2 separate regions of the Homo sapiens genome follow, and region 2 is linked to region 1. Evidence: chromatin loops called from intact Hi-C (ENCODE). Cell type or tissue: MCF 10A. All regions are shown on one strand. Each heading gives the region's core, and the rest is flanking DNA. Links, peaks and the distances in the headings are about the cores only.

Region 1 (2,925 bases), core at 254-2,753:
CCTTTTCCTCTCTAACCGCCTAAAATAATTTCTTAATAACTCCTATAACAATACCATGAGGTTCCTGGTTTTGGTCTGAACTGTGCTCACCCAGGATTCATGCTTGTTTTGAGGACCCATAGGATGGGAGCTAGAGGGCCTTATTACATAAGGAACCCAGGTGGCCTCAGGGAGTGAGCCATCCTGAAAGGGGACAGGCCAGTTGCACGTGCTTGACCCAACCACATCAGGGGCTCACATTCTAATGCCAAGTGTGTGTGAAGTGCTTGCATTTTTTATCTCTATCTTTACAATTAACCTAGGAGACAGCAACTATTATTACCCTGTTTTATTCTTAAGGAAACCGTGACCTTCAGAAGTTGCAGAACTTCCCCCAAAGTCACACAACTGGTAAGTTACAGAGCCAGGTCTCCGCAGGCTCCAGCAGAGCCTGGTCTGTCAGTGACAACTGCCCATGCAGTTACCCGCTATGCTACATTGCCCCCAAAGAAGTAACAGCTGACATATGCCTGTTTCTAATTTGTGCAAAGAACAGTTTTAAGGACCCTCTACAAAGTAATTTGTTTAACCCTAGTAACCTCCTGTATCAATTTCCTAGCACTGTCGTAACAAATTAGCACAAACTGGGTGGCTTAAAACAACAGAAATTTGTTCTCTCAGAGTTCAGGAGGCCAGAGGTCTGAAATCAAGGTGTTGGCAGAGCCATGCTCCTTTCAAAGCTTCTTGGGGAAGATCCTCCTTGCCTTTTCCAGGTTCTGGTAGCTCATTAGCAAGACAGTAGAAACATAAAGTAGCACCACTTAGGCCCAATATGACAGAATGTGACACAGAAATGTTGGTCAGAGTTCAACATATCTACCTTGGAGGCTGTAACCCATCACAGGCTCTGGCTATATCAGATGCTACGACGTACTCCCAGTATTCTGACTCCCAATATTCTAGATGCCAGGAGCACCTTCAGTGGAGCAATAGACCTGCCTACGTGAGCCAGCGGACAGCACCCAGGCCCAGCACCTCCACGGGGCCCTTCAAGAGCCGAGGCCTCATAGTTGACGTCACTATAGAACATAGAATTAGCATCAGAGACAATAGACAGAGAAAACAGTAGGCACTATATGGGGACAGAATCCTAAGAGGAAACCTATACTGGCATTTGAGGTGTGTCAGGCTTTGTGCTAAAATGAACACTTTGCTTCTGTTGTCTCACTTTATCCTCACAAGACTTCCGTGACAAATGAGGAAACTGAGGCACGGAGATTTTAATAACCTGCCCAAGGCCAAGTCCAGGTGGTCTAGCTCTGGAACCCACTGTATCACACGAAGACCTGTGACCACCAGCACATGAAGACAACCTTCCTCTCTGTTCCATTTAATCTCACTCTTCCATTTAATCTCTCTGTTCCATTTAATCTCACACATTATGTAAATATTTTCAGAAAAGCATGGGCAATTTCATCAGTAGAGGCTCAATAACACCTGGAAATTTATTCTTCAATTGTTAATTCTACAACCTAGTTTCCTGTGCATGTAGAATTCCTGTTCAAAACTGTATTTTTTAATATCAAAGGTTTACTTCTTTGTACAACTCCGATTGACAATATTGTTTCTAAATAAAGAGAAACATTCTGAAATTCCGCTACCAAACATTGAATTACAAGGAAAAAGTAATGTCAGCATTAAGCCACTAGATGGCACATTCTCACAGTTTGAGGCACAGACAAAATATTGAACAAATAAATTACCATCAACAGAACATTTTTAAAAATAGGTTCAAAATCAAATACTAGCATCAAATGTAATCAAGAAATTGTTTGTGATAGTAACTGATTGCTTAGGGAATAAAAAGGATAAAAATATAACCCCCATCTACTCCCAACCCTTACACCCTAACAATCAATAAAAATTAGTAAGACTGGGAGGATTTATAGAGAAAAGGAAATAGGTTATCTCTGTGCTTCCAGCTGAGCCTTAACTATCAATCTCTTTGGATAGGAGAGAGGGAGCCTTCTGATATTTCTACAGTTGCAACTGACAGGCTCTGTCATAGAAATTGACCACCTGGGAACCTACAGCACCCGGCTCATCCTCGGGTCAGGTTTTTGCCATGAGGCGGCAGCCGGCAGGCATTGGTTTATGGTGGTAGAAGGGGCATGTGCATGGAAACCTGGGTTTGGGCAAGTCACCTGGGTTTGGCCAGGTCACTTCACCTTTCTGAGCCGCAGGGTCCTCGCCTATATTTATAACCTATTTGATGAAATGTATATATGGTAACTACGTGAGGTGATAAATATGCTAATTTGATTGTAATCATTTTACAATATCTATCAAATCATCACATTGTACACTTTAGAATATATAAAATTGTTATTCGTCAATTATACGTCAGTGAAGCTGAAATATATGTAAGTATAAAATATATATAATATGCATATATCATTCACTTGGCAGAGTTACAGTAATGGTTGGGAATAATGACTTTAAAGCACCTCCCACATTCAACAGTTGTCAGATCATTCTTTATAGCTGTTACATCTGTGTCACTTTGGGAAAGTCACTTCACCTCTCAGAGTCTCAGACTCTTCGTCTGTGAAATAGAGACAGTTCTCACCACTCTCGGTCTTCAAGCCATGACTCCTACATTTTATCTTTCTTCCTTCCCTGATTTGTTTTTCTCAATAGCTCTTAATGCCACCAGACATAATTTTGATTCATTTGTTTGTTTATTGAACATTTCAGCATACAAAAATGCAAGTGCCATGAGGGAGGGCTTACCCTCCATCTGGTTCACTGCTGTGGCCCAGCATCCAGGACAGGGCCAGCATACAGCAGGCACGTATAAATATCTGTGCCAGGAATGAATGAATAGCACTACCTCAGACAGTTGCTGCAGACTTAGATAAGCATACTTTAAAAGAGTTTAGCACA
Region 2 (2,925 bases), core at 331-2,830, 440 kb after region 1:
GGCTTGCACTTTCCCAATCAATTACTGAAAAGAAATGTGCCAGGCTCACGGTGGATTGAGAAAATATGAGTAATTCATGGGCGATTTAAACTGCCGAAGAACTCCCAGAATAGGATTTTTAGCACACACGGGTGTTACTGGGTGGTATCTACAAGTATTGGGGGAAAAGAGGGTAGACTTATGGGGGTCACGTGTTGGACTCCTGTTGACTCACTCTCAATCTCTGATCAGTAGAGACCTGGGTGTAGACGATCGGGATTTCTGGGCAAAGGGGCTCCTGATGATGAAACAAAGCCGACAGGTGGTACCTGCAAATCCCCGGAGAGGGACAGGCCGGCCGGCGCCCTCTCCCTCCCCAGAGCCCAGCATCTGAGCCCTCGGCGTCCGCAAAGTCCAGACGCTGCCACTCAGCCCTGAAACTGACACGAAACGGACAAGACAAGCTGCCGCGCTTCAGCCACAGGCACGCGAGTGACGGGATTTCCTGGATCATTGACCCGCGGCCCAGCCCTGGTCCGGCAGGTCGCGGGCTCTCAGCTCCGGCGAAGCTGTCCACCCAGACTAAAGCGCAATTGCCCGGAGCCCGCGTGGCTGCGAACCACGCGCCGGGTTTACTTTCATATTTAGCTAGGCGCTACCCACAATGCATTTGTAAAAGTGAAATGCAGAAAAACCTTGGTTGATTAACATAATTCTTACAAACTCTCTTAAGAGAGAGCATTTGGTTTTGTTTTCATTGTGTTTAATCAAAAAGTTTTACACATTTTATTTTTACGATCATGGCATAGGCTCTGAAAAGTCTCCTTACCTAGAAAAGACCCTAAGTAGGCACTATAAATAACAAGAGACTCACAGGATAACACAGTTGGTCCGAGTGTTGTGGGTTATTGTTAAGTTGATTTAACATTGTCTCCCCCCACAACCGCGCTTGACTAGCTTGCTGTTTTGCACTAATAACAGTAGTAGACAACGTTTACATAAATCAATAAAAACGCATATAAAAGTAACCTTTAGTTGACGGTTTGAACGAAAGAGTAGCTTTTAGTTGATTTGAAAAACTTTCAAGGAAGCCTATTGGTTATAAGCTTCTTTTAGTAAGATTAACTTCCCAGCAGCGTTGAAGTATTAACCTTCAAAATGCCTGAGAAGAAAATTTACACGAAAGGAATAATTTTGTTTTAATTACCTTTGAATGTATTAAATATTGTATTCGGTTTTTAATAAACCTTATAATCAAGGTTACTTTTCTATATATGTGAAAATATATATATATATATACACGCATACATACACATATACACACACATACATATATGTATGTATACTTTCCCCCCCACCACCCCGAGACAGAGTCTTGCTTTGTCGCCAGGCTGGAGTGCAATGGCGCGGTTTCGGCTCACTGAAACCTCCACCTCCTGGTGGCTCACGCCTGTAATCCCAGTACTTTGGGAGGGCGAGGTGGGAGTGGGAGGGGATCGCTTGAGTTCAGGAGTTTGAGACCAGCTTGGGCAGCATGGCGAAACCCCTGTCTCAAAAATGAAAAATAAAAAAGTTATAAACAGTTTGTTGCTATAAATTCAATAATTGTGTAGGTGTGAGTGAGCAGATAATGTACATTTTTTGCATAAGTTTGTTCGTTTGTTTCACATATAAAATATATAGGTTTTACAATCTGAAAGCTATAAGAAAAAAAAATTTAAGAATATATAGGTTCACAGATTCGGATCAATATCCAATTTATAACCAGCTAAGAATGGAGGTGTTCATCGGTTTCACCTCCCTGGCAAGGCTTCCTCGCTGGCATTCATCCAGCCTTTCCGTCTGCAGTTGTCAGCCAGCAGTTGCTTAGAGTTGACACTCAGATTCAATCAAAAAAGTCCAACACACTGGCTTTCTTCATTAGCAAATAAACTTGGCTGCACTATTGAAAAATATGCACCCTCTATTGTAAATTTGCTCCAAAAAAATGCCCTTGAAAAAATTGGCAAAAGGGCCCTATCATTACTAAATCTCGACAGAAGAAAAGGGCATCATTTGTTAATAAGGGCCTGAGGAGCATTCACAAGCTGCTGAGAGCTTGCTGAAAACGGGCACTTTGTGTCTGTCAGCCTTCTTAAACTATTAATACCTGAGTCCTGAATGTAAAAGCCTTGACATACAAAGCCCCCAAATTCTAGAATGGCTGGTAGTCTACAAAGTTAGAATACCAGAATCTCTTTTTTTTTTTTTTTTTTTTGAGACGGAGTCTCGCTCTGTCGCCCAGGCCGGACTGCGGACTGCAGTGGCGCAATCTCGGCTCACTGCAAGCTCCGCTTCCCGGGTTCACGCCATTCTCCTGCCTCAGCCTCCCGAGTAGCTGGGACTACAGGCGCCCACCACCGCACCCGGCTAATTTTTTGTATTTTTAGTAGAGACGGGGTTTCACCTTGTTAGCCAGGATGGTCTCGATCTCCTGACCTCATGATCCACCCGCCTCGGCCTCCCAAAGTGCTGGGATTACAGGCGTGAGCCACCGCGCCCGGCCCAGAATCTTGTTCAATGTGCTAAATGTGATAGGCACTTCAATATCCACTTCAGGTGACAAATAATTAGAAATGAGGTCCACCGTGAAGGAAATGGACCAGAACTTAGCTTTTGTATATATAATTTCAACCTATGACTCAAACCCAAGAGTGACAATGAGTAAGATCAGGTTTTAGAGTGAAATAATTTTTTATGAAAAAATATATATCACTGAGTGCGGTGGCTCATACCTGTAATCCCAGCACTTTGGGATGCTGAGGTGGGCGGATCACTTGAGGTCAGAAGTTTGAGACCAGCCTGGCCAACGTGGTAAAACCCTGGTATCTACTAAAAATACAAAAATTCGGCCGGGTGCGGTGGCTCAAGCCTGTAATCCCAGCACTTTGGAAGGCCAAGGTGGGC

The links. A loop is a pair of places that touch in the nucleus more often than their neighbours do. Peaks named below come from ENCODE experiments on the same cell type or tissue, not always from the same donor. Only the 100,000 strongest peaks of a DNase experiment are listed, where the experiment ranks them.
Region 2: it touches region 1 in a loop (12-fold over the local background); 2 of 110 quality-filtered maps call a loop at or near these places.

The regions. Positions count from the first base shown.
Region 1 is chr7:148,502,402-148,505,326 of GRCh38, forward strand. No RefSeq gene overlaps it. Among named protein-coding and RNA genes, the nearest start is that of C7orf33, 87 kb to the right of the region's middle. RefSeq lists an enhancer at 1-16. In MCF 10A, for the core only: a CTCF peak has its summit at 1,690 (motif pointing right); no DNase peak of the experiment used is centred there.
Region 2 is chr7:148,940,625-148,943,549 of GRCh38, forward strand. It overlaps RNY5. Among named protein-coding and RNA genes, the nearest start is that of GHET1, 45 kb to the right of the region's middle. In MCF 10A, for the core only: a CTCF peak has its summit at 1,405 (motif pointing left); DNase peaks (open chromatin) are centred at 637, 907, 1,397 and 1,807.